Regions from separate parts of the Homo sapiens genome. Here all the other regions are linked to region 1. Evidence: chromatin loops called from intact Hi-C (ENCODE). Cell type or tissue: heart left ventricle. All regions are shown on one strand. Region 1 overlaps TBX5 (T-box transcription factor 5). Region 2 holds the start of LINC02459 (long intergenic non-protein coding RNA 2459). Region 3 has its middle 67 kb from the start of LINC02459.

The links. A loop is a pair of places that touch in the nucleus more often than their neighbours do. Peaks named below come from ENCODE experiments on the same cell type or tissue, not always from the same donor. Only the 100,000 strongest peaks of a DNase experiment are listed, where the experiment ranks them.
Region 2: a loop joins it to region 1, with 2.8 times the contacts of the local background. A loop is called at or near these places in 3 of 110 quality-filtered maps.
Region 3: it touches region 1 in a loop (2.1-fold over the local background); 5 of 110 quality-filtered maps call a loop at or near these places.

The regions. Positions count from the first base shown.
Region 1 is chr12:114,390,747-114,398,746 of GRCh38, reverse strand. It overlaps TBX5 (T-box transcription factor 5), which reads left to right. Exons shown (of 9, transcript NM_181486.4): 5 at 27-174; 6 at 3,854-4,006. Among named protein-coding and RNA genes, the nearest start is that of TBX5, 11 kb to the left of the region's middle. In heart left ventricle, no CTCF peak of the experiment used is centred here; no DNase peak of the experiment used is centred here; H3K4me3 peaks cover 1,051 bases; H3K27ac peaks cover 2,819 bases; H3K27me3 peaks cover 2,195 bases.
Region 2 is chr12:114,241,418-114,249,417 of GRCh38, reverse strand. It overlaps LINC02459 (long intergenic non-protein coding RNA 2459), which reads left to right and starts at 7,648. Exons shown (of 2, transcript NR_146536.1): 1 at 7,648-7,690. RefSeq lists an enhancer at 7,120-7,414. In heart left ventricle, a CTCF peak has its summit at 3,717; no DNase peak of the experiment used is centred here; H3K27me3 peaks cover 297 bases.
Region 3 is chr12:114,170,344-114,178,343 of GRCh38, reverse strand. No RefSeq gene overlaps it. Among named protein-coding and RNA genes, the nearest start is that of LINC02459, 67 kb to the left of the region's middle. In heart left ventricle, no CTCF peak of the experiment used is centred here; no DNase peak of the experiment used is centred here.

The DNA.
Region 1 (8,000 bases):
CTCTAGTACACCTCTCCTTCATCTAGGTCTGTGACGGGCAAAGCTGAGCCCGCCATGCCTGGCCGCCTGTACGTGCACCCAGACTCCCCCGCCACCGGGGCGCATTGGATGAGGCAGCTCGTCTCCTTCCAGAAACTCAAGCTCACCAACAACCACCTGGACCCATTTGGGCATGTGAGTACCGTGGCCTGGATTCCCCGCCTTGTCTCCCTCTTGTCCTCTCTCCCTTCTTCTCACTGGGTTTCTCTCCCTTCTTGGCTCTGTGTGCCTACATTTCTCCTTTTCTTTCCTCCATTTTCCCCCACTTTCGTCGCTTTCTGCCTCTACCTTCTTGATCTGGACTTCCTTCCTCTTCCTTTTCCTCCCCTCCGTCTCAATTCTCTCATTCCTTTCTCTTCTTTCACCTTCTCACTTGCTTTCCCTTTGCTTTCTTTTTCTTCCTACTATTTCATCCTCTGTCTCCACTACTCTCCTACACAGACATCTGCCCCTCTGCAGTCCTCCCGGTGATCCACACTCCCCAGATCTGGGTCTGTCGTTCCTTGGTGGCTGGAGATATGGCCCCCGGCTCACCTGGTCTGGGGCTGCATCCTTGCCGTTAGGGCCCAAACCCTCTCCCTTTGCCTAGGGATGGAGGAATGATTGAAGCTGCTCATTCCAGGCCTGGAGAGTCTGTGAATTCGATCTGTGGTTAGGAGTGGAGGGCTGTGTTTCAGTCTTGCAGAAAATATGGACCTCCTAGCCCAGTGGATACCCAGTATAGACTGCACAGAGGCTGGACCACAATGAAAGCCATATACCTTCCCTCCCCACTTCTCAATCCTGCCTTAATTTTGGGATGTTCCAGGGGAGAGGGAGAGCCCAGCTCACCTGCCCCCTCTTTTCCAGATGGGAAATGAACTCATAAGAGAACTATGGTGCCAGTGCCACTTTTTAGCTTGATACTCCCGGGGAGATCTGTTTTTTTTCCAACAACCAGCTTTCTCCCTTTCCACACTGTGCCCAGAGCAGGCGAATGTAAACCAGGGTCCTAAACTTGGAGTCTGGATTGGACCCAAGAGAGGGGACTGGTGAATTTCCTGAAACTGAATGCAGGGTATTGAATGTGCAGCCTGCTCACCACCCAAAAGAATGTGTAGGTTTTAGTGGATTCTTAGTAGGGTCATCACCCCTCTTCCCCAAAGAAAAACAAAACACAAAACACTGATTTTTGAAAAAATGTCCCCAAATCTCATCGTAGAAGATAATTAATTACTAGAACAGAACACGGATTCTGTATTCACGTTTAGAACTTTTAGCTGGATGATTCTGCCATACAAGTGGGTACATTCGTCTTGGGCATTTGATTCTCACGGCAGCCTAGGGGGCGGACGGGAGGCATAGCTTTTGCACAGGAGAGTCCAGGGGACGGGGGTGACTTGTCAAGGTCCTACAGCTTGTATTTGGGAGCAGAGATTTGCGGCTAGGTCTCTCTAATTACAAAAGGAGTTCCCTGTCCTGGAAGGTTGTAGCTTCAAAGAGGAGCAACAGATAGGCGCATGGTCGCCGATTTCAGGGAAAGGAGGGGACTGGGAGGGAATGAATTTGGTCAAGGGGGCGGGGGAGGATGGTTTATGAAGGTCCAAACGAGAAATCTGCTCCTTTGAGGCCTTGGGGCTGAAGCACTGAAGTCCCCAGGATCTGGGATGGGAAGAGGATCTCAGGGGTCCACACTGATGGGTAAATGCAGCTCTCAGCACGTGGGTGGAGAGGAAAAAGAATCATTCACTCTCTGTGCAGCCTGCTTGGAGCGCTCGGAAGGCATTCCCAGGCAAATGCAGAGCCACTCTGTTAAACCCGGGTGTTTTGCCCACGAGTCCTTCTTGCTGGGCTTCCCAGGAGGTGCTCTGTAAATTCAGCTTGTGTAGGCATTGGCTGACCCGCCCTGGCTGTGTATCTGCCAGTCCCCAGCAGATGCCTTACCAGCACCAGGGAAAACCGGAGCCATTTCTAAAGGTTCCACATGCATCTCTGGGCTGGCTCCTTCTGGAGGATGGGACCCTTGGGTGGGGTCCTGCGTGGTCCTTGACGCTGGGAAGTGGGACGGTTCCCCAGGCTCATTTCAGCTCCTAGCTTTTTCTCTGCTCCTCTGGAGTGCCTTTGGGGTCTCTCTAGGGCGGATGCCTGCGGAAGGTGCACAACCCCACCACCAAATTCCTGGCATCCCTGCCAGCTTCAGGACGTTCCCAGCTGGGGAGAGGGGCTCGGAGCTGCTCAGAACTGCCTAGAAGCCAGGCATTCCCACCCGAGACTCCGGACTTTTAATTCAGAGCCGGCCTAATGAAATTAGGAGCCATTAGATCGCCCTCGCGCTGATGTCTCCACACTGTCCCCAGCCGTCAAAGCAATTTGGCTAAGCCGGGCCGATGGCCCCGCCGGCCGGGGACTGTGGCGGCCAGCGGGGCCCCGCTGCGTCTCTCTGTCGCCACGCCGCCCCGGTCGGCGTCGCTATCGGCCGGGGAGGCGGCCGGGCCACGGCGGCCGGAGATTAGAGACGCGCGGCCCGGGGTCGGGCAGCCGCGGGGCCCGCGAGTTCCTCGTCCCTCCCCCGCCCCCGGCCGCGGCTCGCCTCCCCCAACTACCTCCACTCGATCGGGGCCGGACTCCAGGGTTGGTCCAAGAATCTTGCCCCAGGGTCATCAATGCAAATAATCAAAGTCACAGAGACAACCTCCGCAGTTCCCGGGAAAAAGCAGGCCAGATTTTCAGGCTGTTAAACGCGGCGATTCGCAAGTTCGGTGGGGATGTGTCAGAGCGTTCTGGTAAATACTAGCGTCATCAGAACAACAAACCCAGTTTTATTGGTGAGGATGCTCATCTGTGACTAGCCCTGGCTCCAGCAAGAACGTGCAGCCTGGAAGTCCTCCTCCTCCTCCTCTTCCTAATGATAATGGTGGTTGTAAAAATTACAGCACAACTACAGCAGTTAGGACCCCTCTTGTCCCTGGGAACACCCCTAAATATGGGGAAGATAGGAAGTAGAAAGAGAATATTCCCGAAAAAGCAGATGTAGCCGTTCTGTCTGGGGCCAAGCGTGGAGATAATTCTGGTTGTGGATCCTGAAACGTGATAAAGCTGGAGAAAGGGAGTTTCCAAGGCAACCAGCCCCTTCTTTGAGGGGTGTGGGTGGTGCTTCCTCCCCACACCTTATGAGCCGACATCCTTGGAGGGCAGATCACCCGTGACCCCCAAATATCTTCTCTTTTCACGAACTCTGCTTTGCTTGTTCTCCAAACAAAGGCCCCAGATTTGAGGTCTGATCACCCACCCTAAGCCTCAGAAAAAGGCTGTGCAGAGAACTGGTGATTTTTTTTTTTACTTATTTCAGTTTTCCAAACACTTGATATCTTCTCTTGCATCCCTTAGAGATTTGGGGAGTGGGGGTTATTTCTATGTTTGTTGTTTGTTTGTCCCCGTGCCCCTACACCACCTGTCAATCCAAAAGTGCCCTTGAGGCTTCCCTCCAGACGCGGATTCCTCGATCCAGACTTGCTCAGCTCCCGTTGGGGGTGGGAAGTGCCCTATGCAGGGAGTTAATTTATTAAGCAAACTTTATTAAGAATTCTGATTTACTGCTCTGTGTGCCTTGGGTAGATTCCTGGAATATTACCCTGGCTTTTTCGGTTGGAAATTGTTATTTTTGAAATGTTTCTTTTTAATGAAATCCCTGGCCCCTTTTCAAAACAGAAGAAAAATATCTATTTTTCGAGAGCCGATATAACAAGGCGAATTTAGAGGGCGGGGAGCAGGGTTTTATCTGGAGACAAAGGGAGTTTTGATTTTCTTACAATCTCATTTTCTTTATTATTTTTAGATTATTCTAAATTCCATGCACAAATACCAGCCTAGATTACACATCGTGAAAGCGGATGAAAATAATGGATTTGGCTCAAAAAATACAGCGTTCTGCACTCACGTCTTTCCTGAGACTGCGTTTATAGCAGTGACTTCCTACCAGAACCACAAGGTAAGCCTGAAGCCCAGGAACCAGTGCCTGGGGCCGTCTGCTCTTTCTTTTGCATGAATCTGCAAGGTTTTCCTGCTGGAACTTTGCTCCTCTGAATGGCAGCAGTCACCAACTTCGACCCCAGGGTGCTGGGGTGGGGACAAAGCTGCAGCCTAAGAGTTTCAGCTGTTTTTACTATATCCACGAGCTTGGCTTGACAGTCACCACCACACATATGCACCCACACCAGTTAGAAACAAACTTGTCAAACCATAGATGGGCCACACACTCAAATACCACAAGAAGGCATCCCACTGACCTTATGAAATGCCTAGTGGGAAGAAAGGTTGCTTAATGGCTCTGGTGCTGCCATTTCATTTCTGGGCAACTGTTTCTGCTGGGGTCAGTTTTCTCCTCTCTGCCTTTTTAATATTTTTCACTCCGAGACAGGGTCTCACTCTGTCTGTCACCCAGGCTGGAGTGCAGTGGCACAATCATGGCTCACTGCAGCCTTGACTTCCCAGGCTCAAGAGATCCTCTTGCCTCAGCCTCTGGAGTAGCTGGGACTATAGGCACACACCATCATTATGCTCAGCCAATTTTTAACTTTTGTTTTTTGTAAAGACGGGGTCTCTCTATGTTGCCAGGACTGGTCTTGAACTCCTGGCCTCAAGTGATCCTCCCACATTGGTTTTCCAAAGCGTTGGTATTACAGGCATGAGCCACTGCACCCAATTTTGCCACTCAACTGGCAACAGCACAGGTGGCAAAGTTGCCGGGATCCTTAGGATTGGACTTTCCTGATGCTTCCCTAATTGTTTCAGAAATCACTGACTCCAGACCACATTCTTGGGAAAGGTTTGCCTTGTTAAAATGAAAACAGAGCAACCTGCACCACCAGCAGCTTGGGATAACACTCCCAAGCTGGACTTAGACAAAGAGCCTGCAGAACCACAGCTTGGTGAGGGGAGGCAGACCTGCATTGCTTGGGAGAAGGTGGCTGCAGTTTGGTGTAGGGGCGGTATGCTGTCGCATGGATTGTGTGAAAGTCAGACCCCATGAGGTTCAAAATCCAGGCACTGGTTTTGGCATTTCAAAGCTTGACAATGACTTTGGAGCAGGCTGCCTATAGCGGCAGGTTGGAGGGTGGGGGAGGATCTTCTCTTTTTCCTCAGGAGAAAGTTTGTCTCGACTTGTCAGGATTCACCTCTGTTCCTTAGATACCCGAGTGCATGTGGATTCATTTTATTGTGGGTGGCAGGAGGGATTTAATGTTCTAAGCCTTGGTATGAAAAGTTCTAGAATCTGGAGAGGCGAGCAATAGGTGCTGGGGGAGGGGCCCCTGCCCTCGTGCGGTTGTAGACTGTTAGGAGTATTAAGCAGTGATTTGGGCTTAGAAGGCTCTGGAAGGGCAAAGTGGGAGGGGGGTCCATATGGGATCTGTGAGGGCAGGTCACCTAGATGGATGTGGAGATGGTGTGCCCCTCCCTTTTCTTAGCTACAGTCCCCACCAGCAAGGCTGGGGTGGAGGGGGAACTGCAGGAGCTGGGGACTGGACAGGAGAGGCCGGAGAAGGATGAGAGGAAGGCTTAGCACCCCAAATCCTCCCCTCACCCCTCGAAGGTCATTCCAGTGCAGGCTGGCTTGGCAGAGAATACCCCAACTGAGGCCGGGACTGTTCCAAAATGCTGTGGCTAATCTCCAAATCCAGATTGTCTGTGAACAGGCCAAGCTGTGATAGACAGTCCTTTCCAGGCCACAAAGCCTGTCTGGGAACCCAGGTCGAGAGAGAGCTTCCTGCCCTCGGAAAGAAAACTCATTCCCCTCAAGACACCATTCCTTTTTAAATGGGTAGGAGGATTTTTCCGAGTATCCTTCCACCTGTTGAACCAGCAAGAGCAAAACCGAGGGTCGAATGCCCTGAAAGATGCAAAACTATTTCAGGCCAATTTGAGTCTGTCTCCTTGAAACCTGTTTCCCTCAATGGCTGCTGTAAACCTGTGTTTAGCTTTGCGGTGACGGTCACAGGAAAAAAAAAATAGCAATAAGGAAGCTCAATTCTTCCTATATATGTATATACTTACATGCTCTCAGACCAGACTGGGGTCCAAAAATATATGAGATCTTTTCCCCCTCTACCCCAAGAAAGCCCAGGTTCATACAGGAGGATAGGAAAGGGTAGACATATAAAAGTGACCGGCTTAAAAAACCATCTGAATTCTCAGGTCCTTTGGAAGAAACACCCTAAATTCTGTGTAGTTATGTTCTTAAGACTCATCAGGTGTGGATAGATGTGGGAAAACTCACTCCCTCTCTCCCTCTTTCTGTTGACAGCCTTATTGAGGCATAATTGTCATCTAATAAACTGCCATATTTGAAACAGACAACTAGATAAGCTTCATGTGTATATATATGTATACCTGTGAAACTGTCACTGCAGCCATTTGTGAATATGCCCAACACCCTTTACATTGCTATTTAAAAAATTTCTTCCCCAATACACGTATTTAGTGATTGATGTGCATGAATGCCTGCCTGCCCAATGGGGTGTGTATGTGTGATTTTTTTTTTTTTTTTTTTTTTAGCGCAATCCAGGGAATCGTGTGTCTGAATGCTCACAGGTCTAAGAATGTGTGTCTCCAAATACGCATTTGGATATATGCGTATTTCACGGCCACACTAAGTGTTCACACACAATAATTGCTTTTTTTTCTGTATTGATTGAGTCAGGGAGCCCAGTTGAGCTGTGCATAATGTTCTGTTTAGCCAGCCTGACAGATTCCTTGACATCCGGGAGAGAAATTTCATGGGAGACAACTTTCTGTTACCCTCCCCCACTTCTTCCTTTAGAGCACCAAAGACACCTATTTTCTTTTTCAGGAGCAAATCCAAAACTGTGCACTTTCCCAGTCAAGTGCAGGGCCCCTGCAAACATTTCCCACGTGGATATATGATGTGTGATTTAAATAAGCGGGCCAGGGTTGCATGTGATTTGTGGACTCAGTCTTGCTACTTTATTGTCCCACCTGGACTGGGTGTTGAGACTTCTGACTTCATGCGTAGAAGCCAGCTGAGCTCACCATCGCATAGGGTTAAGGTGGAGGACTGTGGAAGCTGACTGCTTGGGTTCAAACCTATCTGACTTTGGGCAAATGACTTAACTCCATTTCCCCACCTGTAAAATGGGGATAATAAGAGAACTCACCTCATAGTGTTGTTGTGAAGATTCAATGAGATAATTCCCGGCAAGTGTGTCATGTGGGACCTGGCAGAGAGCTAGCACAGAGCATTAGTAATGATTGATGGACCATTGATTGACTACTTAGCAGATCAGTTTATTAACAGGGCGACTCCATCCAAAACACAGACTTCGGAAAACTCTTTGTTTACTCATTCTAACTTCCTGGCTAGTTTAGAATCTGAAAGACTGGGAATTTAAATAAGTTCTTATTCCTGTGGTTGAAAAACAACTGCAAATATTAGTCTTTGTGGTTTAGTTGGCTCATTCCCTGATCATGTTATCAATTCAAGGACTATTTGTCTAGCGTTTTGCCTTGGATAAATGAGCAGGGAAAAGAAAAGCAATGCATGTGATTAAATTGCCAAGACAATTTGGAAAAATAAGGGCCACCGTTTTTATGGTCAAAGGGCCCAGTGCCTTCAGAATGATCTGTCTCTATTTGGATGTAGGTACCAGGTGGAGGTAGGTAGGCTACATGGTTCATTTCTTAGGCTGCAATCACATACCCATATACCACTGGGCCCCTAATGACGAGACACATTTCCTCAGCCCAGCTGTGATCTCGGGCTGGATTTGGGACTTATTTCCCCAGATGGTTGACAGCTTAAAAAAGATATTTAAAAACTCAAATCTTCCCCAGCGACGTTCATTCTGTGAAACACGTTTTTGTAAAGTTTTCACTGCAGTTGTCAGCAGCTCCCAGTGCAATCCCTAGAAATATTTAGGTGTTAAAAAAAGGTCACGTGGGCATTTCATTTCCCTGTTCTTGCAACA
Region 2 (8,000 bases), 150 kb after region 1:
GAATGGACAATTAAAGTGTGGCATATCCACATACTAGAACACCAATCAACAGTGAAAAATGAATGTATTACAGCTGCATGCTTCAACAGGGGAAGACTCCTAAAGACATAATGTGAAGACAAAATGCAACTCACAGAGGGATGCATAAGCCCGTTTCCATATATATAAACTGCAGAAAAGCAAAATAAGGGCCATATATTGTTAGGAAACAGAGATGTGTAGTAAAATGAGAAAGAAAAGTAAGAGAATGATTGTTACAAAAAAAATCAGGGTAGCAGTTCCTTCTCAATGTGGGTGGGGAGGAAGAAGAATGCAAGGGAGGAGGGGCCCTGAGGGACATCTGAGATATTTCAGATGCTGTTGCATTGGTGTCCATTTTATCATTGCTCCTTAAATTGCTCGTTTATACTTGCTATACTCTTGAGAAAGGATGCTCTATTTCAAAATAAGACTCTAACCAATTCCCAAAGCTCAGAGAGGTGAAGCTGCTTGCCTTAAGTCACACAGCTGTTGTGTAGCAGATCCCTGGTTCTGGAGGCTCAAAGCTGAATCACTCACTCTTTCATCTCTTGGGTAGCGTAAATACAGAAGGACAAAATAATTGCTAAAGAAAAGGGACCCATAAACAGATGATTTATTTTTCATACAAGAAATTTATTGAGTAACTACATTGTGTCGGGCACTGTCCAAGGTGCTGGTGATTTAGAGGTGAAGGAAATGAACCGGGAATCTGCCCTCAGGCACTTGGCATTCTATGGTAGATGGAGGCTAAACAAATTTCATAAGTATGACACATACGTTTTTAAAAAAGATATAACTCATTGTAATACAATCATATGTCGCACAACGTTTAAGCACCTGGGAATCTGATTTGGGGGTACAAATGTACGTAGGTTTCTAGTCCTTTCTAAGATCAGCGTTTTGTTTATTAACTTCTTTTGGTACAGGTGATAAATCTACTTGTTCTGGCAGGTATTGCCTGTATTATTTGTGTGTTTATGAGCCTTCTGGCAATTTTAAAATGTCAAAGTAGGACTCATTTAAAAGCCATTTTAAGTTTGTAAAAAAAAAAAAAAAAGCATGTTTTACCCCACAAAATGCCATTATAAAAATACATAATATATGTATTTTCACATATATTATGTAAAGGAAGGATGAAAGGAACTCAGAAAACACAAAAAATACATATATTATATATTTTCTGAGTTCCTTTCATCTAGTTTCAGGTCTGAGAATGGTGCTTATTTTTTCTTGCATGATTGATCCCTCTTATGCCCATGACATTTCATTGCTTATGGCTTTATCAGTTTGGGGAAGAAGCAGATGATTTTCAGGGAGGAATCCCCCTGGACCTGGACAATGGCCTTTACTCCCACCTGCATGAGGCCAAACCTGACTTTCCTGGGTAATCCAATGAAGGGGTTGCAGGACAAAATCAGTGATCCATCAGCCTGGCTTAGTTGGGCTCATAGGGCTACTGAGAGGGATTCAGGCCCCACAGAGCTAAATATCCTAACTTTCCTCCCTAGAAGGCCAAAAAATAAAAATAAAAAATTAAAAAAAAATTTAAAAAAAAGATGCAGGATGACAAAGAACCCATCAGACTTATTGTTAAACACATCTTGCTCACAAAATCTCATATGTTCTAAGATGGGCATTATTGGGCCCATTTTACCTACTGAGAAAATTGAGTCTTGAAGAGGTGACTCAACTTGTGCAATGTCACATGGAGACACAATCAGCATCTGAACTCATGGCCATTGGCTTGCAGATTCAGAGCTCTTGAATGGTCATCCCCAGTGAAACAGCCAAGGTTCCAGGAAAGATCAGGACAGTCTCAGGAGAGAGATGGAAACCATGCCCTCTTCTTCACCCCATCCCCAGCCCTGAACCTGTTCCTGTGGGGCCTGGGAATTAGGTCAGACAAATCAAATATACAAAGTGTAGCCTTTGTTTGACTGTCTTATCTAATGTGCCTTCTCCCCCCATGGACAGCTGTGTCCTATCAGATGGGTGGGAGCTAGGGAGCCAGTTAGGGTCTGCCGCACTGTGAGACTCTGCCTGCTGGCCTTTGAATCTGCAGGAGATCAGGAGAGCATGGGACATGGGGGACTTAAAGACAAAGAGCACAGAGAGTGCTGTGTTGTCAGCAGCCTGCCTTGGACATCTTTTCCTCCATTAAAGCCAAAAGGATGAATGTGAACATCTTCTAGAAACCACTAATTTCCTGGAGATTAGAAATGAATGTCATGACACTTGATGAGCACCATCCAGGTGCCAGCCACCATGCCAACTGCATTTTCAAGTAGTGTCTTTGTAAACATCCGGATGCATATACTGTTATTACTGCCTTTGACCAGAAGACTGAAGCCAGTTGCCCAAGGGAAGCTACCCAGTTGGCTGTAGAGCATGGAATTGAAGTGGACTTTCTAAAAGTCCAGGGTTTCATCCCTCCCTCCCAGCTAGTGGGCGTTCCTTCAAGCCTCACCCAAAGTCCCTTGAAGGACGCCCCCCACACACAATATTTTTAGCCACCTGTGGTGTGGAGCGAGTGCCCATCTGAAGAGAAGACGTGGGAGTTCAGGCAAAAATTGAGAGCAGAAGGGAGGAAGGAAACAAGAGAATGCACCTTATTAATATTGAATTTAGATAATAGAAAAAAAGATAATACAGAAGTAGGAACATGTTCCTATATCTCCTTCTGTTTCCCTAGAGTAACTACCATTAACAATTTGTTCTTTATCCACCCAGGCCCTTTTCTCTACATCTATATATACAAAATGAGAGAGACCCCGAAACTATATATAAAATAGTTTGTGGGTATTTGAGCTGTGTAAGACCTTTAACCCAGAAACTATACTAGGAACCTGATTCTACAGAAACTCTCACATGTCTGTGAAAGGTACAAGCATATTCATTTTAATATTCTTTGTTGAAAGAATAAAAAATTAGGATAAAATATACCTCTATCAATATAAAATAGCCTGAACCACCCCCCAAACTATATATCCATAGATATATCTATATGGAAAGATAGATATATATCCATAGATGTATCTATATGGATAGATATATATTTATAGATATATCATATAGATACATATCTATCTAGCCTATGAATAACTATGGATATATAGTTTGGAGGGTTGGTTCAGGCTATTTTCTATTTTCTATAGATACATCTCTATGGCTAGACAGATATCCATAGATATTTCCATATAGATACATATTCATATAGATATATCTATTGATATATCTATGGGTATATAGTTTGGGGGTTAGTTTAGGCTATCTTCTATTGACAAATATATTTTTTCTAATTTTTCATTCTTTCAACAAAGAACATTAAAATGAACATGGTTGCACCTTTGCACCGTATATCCATTCAGATACACAGCTTAGGGAATTGGTTTTCCTTTCATTTCTATGTTTTTACATAAAAGAAAATATCCTGCATATATAGTTTTCTTTTTTCTTCTTCTTTTAGCTCTGTGTGCTGGATTAATTCTTTCTGCCCATGTATATCTATCTCTACCTTTCTCTACCCCGCTCTGCACCCTGGGGAACTGCATCATTACACTCCCTTGCTCTCTAGTTTCTGGCTGGGTTTGGCTAATGAGGCACCCCAGCTCCTCTTCCCCCTCCGGCCTACAGCGGTAACAGCTCCCTCATGTTGCTACACTGCCCCTTGTTGGTTTCTTTAAACCCTGCTCACACCTTTACAAATAGACCCTTTGTTTAACTCTTTTTAAATGACTCAGTTTAAATGTGCCATCAGTGTCCTTCTGGGGCCCTAAAGAAAACACTATATAATCTGAACATCTTCTCAGATTGGAACACGCAGGATGACCTCATTTCTTTAATGACTGCCTACTAGTCCAGAGTATGGATGGAGCAGAGTTTAGTCAGGCTATTTGCTATTGACGAAGATATATTTTTTTCCTACATTTTCATTCTTTCAACAAAAAATATTAAAATGAATATGCTTTTACCTTTGCATAGACATGTGAGAGTTTCTGTAGAATAAGGGTCCTAGTATATTTTGTGGGTTAAAAAGGGCTTACATGGCTCAAATACCCACAAGTAAAACTCCTCTTCAAAAAGAAGGTACAGGCTTACCTTTTTAGGGGGTCACTGGCATTTATCCAGAAACCGCAAGATTTTCAGAGATTGAACAAGAACAGGAGGACTGATCCCAAAGATGGTGGGAAAGAGGGTTCAGGGGATGCAGATGCCAGGGAGGTAACCCCAGCCTGGCTGGCTCTCATCTCTGGGGGCTGCTCCTCCATCCTTGATGCAGACAGCAGCACTGAGCATGGGGAGAGAGGTTGAAAGGATAGAGATAAATGCTAATCTCTAGTGTAAACAGTTCTCAGGGCTGGACACTCTCTGGACATGCCACAATCCCCCACTGGGAAGGAGATGAGATAGCTCGGGAGGCCAAAGCTGGATTGGGGTAAAGGAAAGGGAGATTGGGAGAGACGGGAAGAAACAGGGGCCAAGGAACCCATCATTTATGTGTCTGACAGCCATGGGAGCAGCCCGACTGGAGACAGAGGGAATCCTCGAACAGGACCGGGGTAGAGGAGAAAAGCCGGTCATGGTGAGGCATAAAGGGCAGCAGAGACCCTACCCTCATATATCACAGGGAGGCCCGGTCAAGGTACTGTTCAAGGGTGATGTGCAACCCATAAACCGATTAGTAATTTGAGCCAATGACCTTGAGTGTGACCTTAGCAAGTTACTTTCCTTCTATGGCCCTTCGTTTTCCCATCTGTCAGATTGGGGTTGTATTCCCTGCTTTACCTATGAGAGTAGAGACAATGCTCTTAAATTCCATGCTTCTAGGTGAAATCAGGTGAAAATAAAGAGCAGGATATTTCTTGAAAGACAGAAGAATTTCTCAAGGACAGGCAGAAAGGGGACAGGGTGGAAGAGGAAAAGGGAAGTTGTAGGCAAAACAGCACATTATTAAGTATGTCGAGGCTCATGCAGGCCTGGGGTTGAATCTCAGCTCCTTCATTTGCTAGCTGGGGGACCTTGGGCAAGTCACTTACCCTCTTGATTCTCTATTCTACATTGTTATAGGAGTATAAAGATGATAGCTGCCTCATAGAGTTATGAGAATGAAATGAGACCATTCATATAAACTGGTTAGCTCTGTGCTTGCCGCTTAGTAAATTCTTAGTAAGCATTGGGTATTGTCTCTACCCTAGGTATGGTGGCAGTACCTGGGCACCATGGTTAATGGCATTTTCCAATGGTGCCTGCAATAATATTTCTCATTCATCATTCTCTTCTGTAATGTTACCTTGTCACTTCCCCACCAAGAGGTGGAGCCTAATTCCTTTCCCTTGAATCTGGGCTGGTCTTAGCAACTCATGTATAACCAATGAAATGCAGCAGAAGTGACATAGTATAATTTCTGAGGCTGAATCAGAAAAGCTTCTGCAGCTTCCTCCCCATTCTCTTGGAACACATCTTCTCTAGATGTTCCCTGTTGGGATATCTGGAGCGCAGCTGCCATGTTGTGAGAAGCCCAAGCTACAAGAAGAGCCCACATGTAGGTTTCAGTTGAGCCTAGCATTCCAGGTATCCCAGCCCAGGCACCAAAGAGATGGTTAAGAGGTGGGTGGATTACCTGAGGTCAGTAGTTCAAGACCAGCTTGATCAACATGTAGGTTTCAGTTGAGCCTAGCATTCCAGGTATGCCAGCCCAGGCACCAAAGAGATGGTTAAGAGGTGGGTGGATTACCTGAGGTCAGTAGTTCAAGACCGGCTTGACCAACATGGTGAAACCCTGTCTTTACTGAAAATACAAAAATTAGCTGGGCATGGTGGTGGGTGCCTGTAATCCCAGCTACTTGGGAGGCTGAGGCAGGAGAATTGCTTGAACCCAGGAGGCAGAGGTTGCAGTGAGCCTAGATCGTGCCATTGCACTCCAGCCTGGGTGACAGAGCAAGACTCCGAAAAAAAAAAAAAAAAAAAAAAAGAAGCTTCCAGATGCTCCCAGCTCCCACTGTTCAAGTCACTGCTAGCCATGTGTCTTCCAAGCTGAAGTTCCAGATACTGTGGACTAGAGACAATTCATTACCCACCACGCCTTGTCTGACTTCCTGACCCATGGAATCTGCGAGCTTAATAAAATAATTGTTGTTTTACACCATTAATTTTGGGACCATTTGTTACATGGCAGCAGATAACTGGAAGGTGAACCATGAGCTGATAAGGTTCAGGCCCCTTATCGTACAAACTTGTCTAAGACCTCTTATCCCTGTTGTTGCCTTGTTCAGTTCTAGGAGCATAAATAGCCCCTATGCCCACCCCAAAGTATGTTGGGGATACCAGGGCTTGCCACCCCACTGGTCATATTCTAGGGGTCCTACCAAGAGGCTGGGCGTTTTCAGAATTTGCCTGGCAGGATAATATCTCTTTTTATTCCCTTCTTAGTCATGTTAGACCAGAGTCCTTAGACATGTTTATGGTGTAGCAGTGATACTGAAGGCAAGAAATACCACAAATGATACAAACTACAAAGCTGGGTGGATAATATGACATTAGAATAACAGATCCCAAAGGGCACCATCTCAGAAGGAAGTTTCATATAATAGGAACAAAAATAGGCTACTGTAACTGACAAGTGATAGTAATAATAATGGCAATAATAATTGTAGTAGTCAGAATTTTCCCTCGCAAGTGACAGAAAACCTAACAGGAGCTTAAGCCCCAAAGGCAGTTGCTTGGCTAAATGCAATAGGTTTAGTAATGGCTTGATCCAGGGACTGGGTCTTTTTTTCACTTTCTTTCAGGAGTGGGTGTTATTTTCTTTCTGCCTACATTTAGTCTACCTCAGTCCTGCTTTTCGCAAAGTAGTGGCTGCTCGCAAATCCAGGCTTACATTCTCATCTCCAATAAGAGAGCATGCTTCTCCATCAAAAAAGCCAGTGAAAGTCTATGACACATCTGTCTTATTGGTTCTAATGTGGCCACATGACATCTGTGACTCCCTAAGGCAGGGAGGAGCTGTGATTGGTCACCCTGAGTCACATGCCCATTGTAGCTGGGGGTGGAGTCACAGCACTTAAACTAACCTAAGGCAGGAAGGAGCTGTGATTGCCCATCCTGAGTCGCACGCCCATTGTAGCTGGGGGTGGACTCATGGCACCTAAACCACCCTAAGCCAGGAAGGAGCTGTGATTGGCCATCCTGAGTCACATGTCCATAGTAGCTGGGGGTGGAGTCACAGCACCTAAACTAACCTAAGTCAGGAAGCATCTGTGATTGGCCATCCTGAGTCACATGCCCATTGTAGCTGGGAGTGGAGTCACGGCACCTAAACCAACGTAAGGCAGGAAGGAGCTGTGATTGGCCACCCTGAGCCACATGCCCATTAGTAGCTGGGGGTGGAGTCACAGCACCTAAACCACACCCTAAGGCAGGAAGGAGGTGTGATTGGCCATCCTGAGTTACATGCCCGTTGTAGCTTGGGGTGGAGTCACAGCACCTAAAGCGCATGGACTGGAAGTAGAGGGAAGGGCAGTTTCCCAGAGGAAAACCAGAGTGATATCATTAGAAAAAAGAGTTCCTGCTGAGAGGCAAAGATTTACACATGCAGACCCCAGCCACTATTTACTGAGGGCTAGATTGTACCAGGCACTTTACCTGTGCTGTGATCATGTAATCCTGTCAAGTAAGTATTATCCCTATCTTGCAGATGAAGAAACTGACACTCAAAGAGTGTCTTGCTTAAGGTCCCACGGTGACAGAACTGAGATCAGAACATGGTCACCTGACTGCAAAATTCGTGCCTTTGCCCCTCTATGCCCCAAAGTCCTCCATCTCTTTTTTATACCAGAAAAAAATACACAAAAAACCCCAAAACACGTGTGATGAATGACATTCTCACATACAACCTGTCCTGTGGGGTTAAACTCAATTCCTCTTGTGAGACCTCTATTCGACCCTTCTCTCTCCCACTCCAGTAAGCATTCTAGAATTCA
Region 3 (8,000 bases), 220 kb after region 1:
TTTAGCTTGACTCGCCCCTTCCACTTTCCTGGAGGACTGAGGCCTCTGAGCTGAATGTAAATAGCATTTGACACTGAGAGCCTCAGTAATACCTTAAGTTATCTGGGAGAAAAAAGACAAGCCGTTATCACTTTAGAGGCTTTGGGGTAACCCCAAACTATGGGATTATCTGCTTTAAGAGAACTTGTAACCTCACTAGCCTTCTGGTAGAGTAAGCTCAACCCACCCAGTAAACATGCCTATTAAGTACTAGCAAAAACTTGTATTCTCTACAAGCTGGCATGTGGGTAAACTCCAATTATCGGTCTTCTGGATAAGCTCTCCTTCTCTGGACTGGCTCTATTAGAGGAGGCATTCTGTTTTCTGGGTGGCCGAACGTGCAGTGAACAGGATGACAGACCCGTTTAACCACTGAAGCAAGTTAGGCTCAATGAAGAGCCTGTGTACCATGGCTAGAGTGGCATCTTTCCATATGGAAAGAGTCATGCAGGGTTTTTATAATCCTCCATTCATTGGGCTGAGGGAGATAGTTCTGATCCCGTATACTGCCAGGTTCCTTGTCATCCTCATTGCTCCTTTATTCCTGTGGTATATATTCGGGTTCTATTGGAGTCATAGAAAGGAAGTGGTGCTAAGATTTGAGATTGCACCCCAGGGCTGCTTTGGCCTCTTTGTTCCCTGTGCTATTGGGGTTAAGTCCTTTTGATGCCTTCTACAGTGGATTATGGCTACAGCCTCTGGCAAGTATATTGCTTCCAATAGTTGAATTTCAGACCCATGCTTTGGGGGGAATGTTTACCACTTAGTAGTCATCTCTTTCCAAATGGCAGCATGAGCATGATCTGCCACTAATGGGTGAAGACCACAGCCTCACTAATTGCCCTGAGATTCTGTACCATATATTCCCCCAAAGGTTGTAAAACAGGTGAAATGGGAATATTGCAGGGAGAACGGCAGGGTTTTAGTCTATGGGAAAGCAATTCCTTAAGTACGGACACCAAGCCCTTTCTTGCTTCCAGCTTAATTGGGTATTTGGTTGGGGAAAATTGGGTCTTCAAGCTGTATTTGGCACTGCCATTCTAGTCCTTCCAGGCCTCCCAGTATACCATAATAGATTGACCTATTGACATGATCTGGAGCATTGCCTGCATCACTGACCACTAGCAATCCTGAGTGGTGCTTAAATTGTAGCAGCACCCCTATGTTAACCACAACATCCCTTTCCAACAGTGGGGGCCAGGCAGCATGGTATTACTGAGCTCCTGGAAAGCTTGTCTCAAGTTGTCAGGCTAAAGGAGGGGTGAAATGCCTTCCCCCACCCCCATTCCTATAACAGTCATGGTCCTAGTGGACAGTTTTCCTGCATAAGCAGTAAGGACAGTAACTTGCCCCCATACTGAAAAATGGAACTTGTCATGTCCAGAGTTACCTGGGCCTCCTCAGAGTAATGATCCTGGACAGGGGCTGTGAGGAAGCCCTAGGCCCCTTCAGTCTTAACCTAGCTCCTCCCTTTGCACTACCAGTCTCAACTGAGTCCCTCAATGGGAGTGTGGGGGGCAGTTGATTCTCCACTGTCAGGAGTTGTGACTAGTGCCTTCACACAGACAGCAGGGGCTTAGTGTACAGTCCTTTACCCAGTGTCTATTTTTCTTGCACTTGAGGCAAGAGACTCTGGCATGATCCTTATGGGTTGTCCTCGGATGCTTTTCAGGTGTTGCTAATGATGGCTGCCATGATTTTTGACTTGCTGTTCTTACCTTTTTCCCTCCAGGTCATGACTGTTACAACATAAATGGGGTATCAAGACACTGATTTTAGTTTGTGGTCCCACTTGCAATTTTGAGTTTGCACCTGATGTCAGGGCCGACTGGCTGATAAAATGCTGTACCATTAGCATAACCATTGAGAGGAAGGGTCTAGAATTGCATGTTTTCTGATGGCCTCATGTATCTCCCATAAAACATAGCTGGGTTTTCTTCCTTCCCTTGTATAATTTCCGGGACCTTATAACTTAGGGCCTTGTTTATTTTTTTTTCTATTTCTCCAAGGGAGTGCCTCAAACTTTGCTCACCTGTTCATTTCCACAGGGATATCATCTCAATTAGAGTTGTTGGTCGGCACCATGTCTGGGCCCCGGGTGACTGCCCTGGGGATTTCAGGCAGACATGCCATCTGCCTTGCAGCAGGCAGCCTCATTCTTTTTCCATAGGGGTGCACCAGGTTGCCAAAATGAATTGGACATCTCCATGATAAAGCAAAAGCTAGAGCCAAAGACTGGAACCCATCAACAAACTTGCCAGCATCCCCAGTACTTTCACAACCTCTTAGTGCCAGGGGAGCTGCTGAGTAGGGTATTCTACTCTGGGTGTGTTGGGTTCAGTGTAATTTGTCCCTCTGGCCTTGCATGATTGGAGCACTTGGCAAGCAGTTATGTGGGGGCGGCCATAGTTACCCCTGAGAGATGAGTGGCCCTTGTAGGAGGGGTCATCAATGTCTGGCTCAATCTTAGGACTTTCTTTTTGAGGGCCAATATTGGGACTTCTGCAGATCGAAGGATTCTGATACAAAACCATAAAGGCTTGAACACATAGTATTCCTGACCATCTACCCTGTGATTAAGCCTTCCATTTTTCTGGCCACTGCTCCTGTCTAGCTGGTATTGTGGCCAAACAGCTTTACAATAAAAATTGAATGTTTCCTCTGATTATCAAGGTCATAATTGATTCTAATGGCCAAAGATGCAGCTGAGTTGGAGAATCAGAACAGTGTTTCCCATAGTAGTCTGGAAAAGAGATCCTAAGGAGGGCTTATTTGTTGACCCAAAGCTTCCACCTAGGGTGTTGTGGTGGGGAAGTCTTGGAGTTAGCACTGGATCCCCAGGGGTGTCCCCCTTCAGGGTTCAGTCTTGGTGTCAGACATCTGACCTTAGGTGGGCACTGGTACCACTTTGTTTTCCCTTCATAGGTAGCCTATGACCTTCCCATTTGTTCCTGGATATAATCCCAAGCTTTTAGTATCCCACCAATTTAGACAGGCCATATCTTCCTGCATTCTAGCCCAAAACTTTAAGGTTAGTACTTCTCATAACCAGAGAGGCCAGAGAAGGTATGAATCCCTGTGGCTGTTAACTTACTCTGGGGTCTAGACAGAAAAAGGTAAGAACGAAGATGTGGGGTCTTTAAGTTTGTCTTTCTCTGCATTTTCCTAGTATAAACAAGGGGCATGCAGATGGTGTAATAGGGCTCTCAAATGCAGCAATTTCATTCCCTCGTCCCCACAAAGCACCAACAAGGCAAGGATAGAAGTTAGGTGATCAAATCTTGGACACCACGCACAAACCTGACTGTTGCATAGATGCCTCTTGTGCCTGGCAGGACCTAGATGTCTTGGTCCATAACTGAGCTGTCATGGGAGACTGAGTTGGTGGGTGGTGTTGTGGCTTTTAACTGCCTGACCCATGCCTGCAAATGGCAGCTTTGACAAAGATAAAAGGAAACAACCCCAGACAACTGAGCTTACCTCCTGCTGGCTCACCAAAACGTTACTGGATGGAAAGTCTTTACCGATTGTCCATGTTCTTGGCACATCAAAGCATTGAACAAAATGTACAAATAAAGCAAAAGAATGGCAAAACAGTGCAGATCTACTGAAATGAAAGTGTACACTCTTAGAGTAGGAAAGGGCTCTAGGAAGCAGCTCAAGACACCCAATGTTATTCAGGGTGTTTAAGCTACAAACCTTAACACCCCTAGGGTGACCTTTAGAGGCCTCTAACTTGGTTACATGCTATGAAGGATTGGCCCATGGCCAATCCAAGGCTGAAGTGGCTATCTCAAGAGTGAGGACATGGCCTGTGTGCTGCCTAACCTTGTCTACAACTGGCTGCACCTGCCTGTCTCATGCCTTAACCCTTGGTTACCCTAATTCCCATTCTCCTGCCTCAATTCACTGGCTCTCATCTTCACTAGTTGGATTGACTCTGGGGCTAAACTTACAAGGTACGCATGTGTTTGAGATGCACCTTTGGGCAGAAAGCAAGGCTGTACTTGAGTGAAGATGCCATCCCTTCCCTGCCTGTTCTATCGGCATCTGAAATCAAAGGGCAGAAGGTCAGCCTCTGCCATGTGTCTGCTATGCATGCTGACTTAACCTTAGTTTCTAACAATCCTTCCCTCTCTTCCACTAGACTGAGGTTTAAGAGGAGGGATTGCTCCATCAGTTAGGGCAAAGCGCATATAGTGGCTAAAACTTGGCTAATCGTGAGACTTGGCAAGTGGCAGCCCTAAGGATGTTAAGCTTTGGGCCCAAGAATGGTGGCTGCCCATATATAGGGAGAGGGCAAGACCAAGAACTCTGGTGCTCAGTTGTCATCTCACCACCACTGGAATGGGCTGCTAAGCAGACCCAAACTTGTCATTCCTGCACTCACCTGGGGAAGGCCTATGATCTCAATGATCTGATTCCTTGAGACACTCAGTGCTTTCTGGAACTCCAACTTACACTTTAGTTGCACCCTGTTGGACCTGCTGGTGGCACTGGACGGAACTACCACTCAGCCTTAACTTTAAGCAGGCTGAACTGGCATAGGATATGACCTTGGCCACAGCTGACTGGACTGAGGAGACTCATGGCTCTGGTGGGGGCCTGCTGAGAGATGACATGGTTTGGTGTGTATACCTCACTTCCTGTTACACTTGATATGTAACTGGCTAAATGATTCTCACTTTGAGCTGGGAACTGAGTTTCAGAGTAGAAAGATCTCATGGATCATTGCTACTGAAGCTGTGGTGGGGGACTAGGCTATAGTTACAGGAGAGCCTCCTACTTATTGGGGAGGGAAATACCTATGCCCAAAGGCAGTGTCACACCAGATCCCTATTGACTTCAACAAGGGATGGCATTGTCTTCAAGAGGCTGAAGAGACTCGGAGCTCTAGTGAACAAGACTGTTTACTCAAGGGAACTGCGGAGCAGTCAAGTGGCAATAGACCTGACAACTGCATCTGGTCTCTTTAAAAGCATGCAGTTGGCCAGGTGCGGTAGCTCACACCTGTAATCCCAGCACTTTGGGAGGCTGAGGTGGGCGGATCCACGAGGTCAGGAGTTCAAGACCAGCCTGACCAACGTGGGGAAACCCCATCTCTACTAGAAATACAAAAATTAGCCGGGCATGGTGGTGGGGTGCCTGTATTCCCAGCTACTCAAGAGGCTGAGGCAGGAGAATCATCTGAACCTGGGAGTGGAGGTTGCAGTGAGCTGAGATTGTGCCACTGCACTCCAGCCTGGGGAGACAGAGCGAGACTCTGTCTTAAAATAAAAAGCGTGCAGTTCATACAGCTTCCTCATCACCTTCCCCTAACCTCCACCTGGTAGCCTTCATTTAACCCAACCCTCAGTGCCCCAATCCCCCTGTATGGCCTGTGTCCGTAGGATGGCCCAGGGGTTCAGGTGTTCCTCAGACAAGGAATAGATCTCCGGGCTGGCCACTCCTGCATTCCTTAGCTGGGAACTTGAAACATACTCTGACATAGGGCCATTCTCAGGGCGTGCTTAAGTTATTGCTGTTGTGTGTGCCATACAGGGTCATTCTCAGGGTATGCTTAAGCTGTTGCTGCCATACAGGCAGACAGTGGGGTACCTGAGGGTGTGTGGCCCCTAGAGCTGCATTGGTCTCTGACCCAATTCTAGATGATGCAGAGAAATCCTGCTTTCCCTAAAGGAGTTAAATAAGCTTAAATTAAAACAGGTAGCTCTTGGGGTGGACATAAAGCAGAAATGGGAAGGCAGGTGGGCTGGCCTGGCCTTCCCTTTGATGGTGACCTGTCATCTCTGATCTCTTTCATGTGAAAGGATGGTAAGGTATCTTCCTCACAGGATTTTACGCTAAAGATCTCATCATCAAAACTGCAAACACGTCATATACTAATGTTATTGCCACCTCCTTGACAGCTGTCTATAGTACCCATGTTCTTTGCTCTGATAGGACTGTCTCACTTCACAAAAATGACTCCTACAACTGCAATGGGTGTCAGCCCAATATGCGCATCAGTAGTAATGCTGTCAGTAACTTCACAGCTCTGTGACCCTTCCCCTCCTGAAATGCTGTTGACAATGTGATCCCACCTGAATCATGTGTGAGGCACTGATCAATACATCAAGTTGAAGCTTAGACTTGGCTCTAAGCCTCTGAACTCGGTTCATTCTTATGGCTTAAAACTAGTGCAGGCCCCACATAAACCTGGATCTTCCCCATTTGGGCTTGCATTATCAACAGATCTCTAACTCATGAGGGAAAACAAGGTTCGGATGGGGCCCACCTGCCTTGGGTCAAGTGTGAACCCACACCTGACTTGCTCAGCCACCTCAGGGGCATCTTTCCAAATTGAGCCCACTGACCTAGGCAGAATGGCAACTACAACTGACAGTTAGGTCTCTTCATGCCTCTACCATCTTCGTATGTGAAACAGGTTTATCAGTCGCTCCTAGTGCCCTTAGATTCTGACATGGGGACTTGGCTGCCACCTCTTCACATTCTAACCTGCTAGTTATGTCTCCACTTCTCAACTGATGCTCCCTCTTCCTCTTCCTACCCCAGGTAAACTGACTTCAGTCTTGCTTTACTAGGCTCGATGGCTCTGGCCTTGTTCCACTTACAAAGTGTCAGGCACAACTTCAGCTCACTGGGTTCCCGGTAGAGAAAGGCTGTTTGCCTTCCATGGCCTTGTTATAAATAGGTTGATCAGGCTGACCAGTGTGATGCTGTCACAGCCTTGAAGGCTTTCATGTCACTTCCTGAGTGACAGTTGAATTCCAGGGGGAAGTATCAAGTCAGAGGAAGCCTCACTTGAGAAAGTGGAGTTCTTGGTGCAAAACTTCCAGTGGTAACATGGTGAACACGGCAAAGACTAACATCTCAGTTCCTACTAGAGACAACATTGTGCTGAAGGACAGCGGGCCTGTTCCAGGCACTGATCTCTAACTTCAAGTTCTTCTGCTTTGACCCAAGTCAGACTAAGTCATTTCTGAAACCAGTCTGAAGTCACCTAAAATGGTTTCTGGGGCTAAACAAGAGGGATAGGTCAGTGTTGCTATGTACCAGACACTAACCCAAGAACAAGCATAAAGAATAGACAAACTCTCTGTAAACCTGGACTCAAGCTCAAGACCACCTCTAGTCCTAGCCATTTGCATTTGACTTAAAGTACCCTGTGGGAGACGAGTCTCTACATCTATGCATTTTCAGTAATAAGCAAAAGTCTTCAAATGCTTTTAGGAAGTATCCTAGCCATCCTGAAATGTGATCTGTCTAGGTGATATCTTTAATCTAGAGGATTCCCCGGGGGATCTCCCTCTCACATGCCTGAGGCTTTCTAACACTTAGTGCATTCATTTTGTAAATTTGAACCATATACCCCGGCGTAGAACTTCATCCTATCTAACTCATGCTCTTAAGCCTGAACACAGCATAGGGTTTACTGTAACTTCAGACTTGGGAGTCCAGGAAGACCTCTGAAAAGTAGCATCTAAACAAATGTCTGAACTATAATGGATTCTGCAAAGATCTCAGGAAAGCATCCAAAGTAGAACAGCTAGTGCAAAGGTCCCAAGGCAGGAATGAGCCTGGGACAAATGACTAGAGCATAGTGTGTGTATGAGGGCAGTGTGTGCTTAGAGGCTGAGGGTGCAGAGAGGCTAAGCTCTATAGTTCCTTATTAAGGACAAAACAATAAGCTTTATCCCAAAAGTGGCACGTTGCTTTCCCTCAATCACTGTAGCTCTGAATGGACTTCAGGGAGTAAGATGAGGTATTGGTTAGGAAGCTATTCATTTCCCAGGTGAGATGGGACTTTGATCAGTAAGGATGAGACAAAAGTAGATTTCTCCCTTGAAGAGGTAACAGGATTTGAAGGACTAGACATTGGATGAGGGGACAAGAAGAAAATGCCAAATCCTAATTCTGGGCTAAGCAGATAGTGGCAGCATCAACTGAAACAGAAGCCT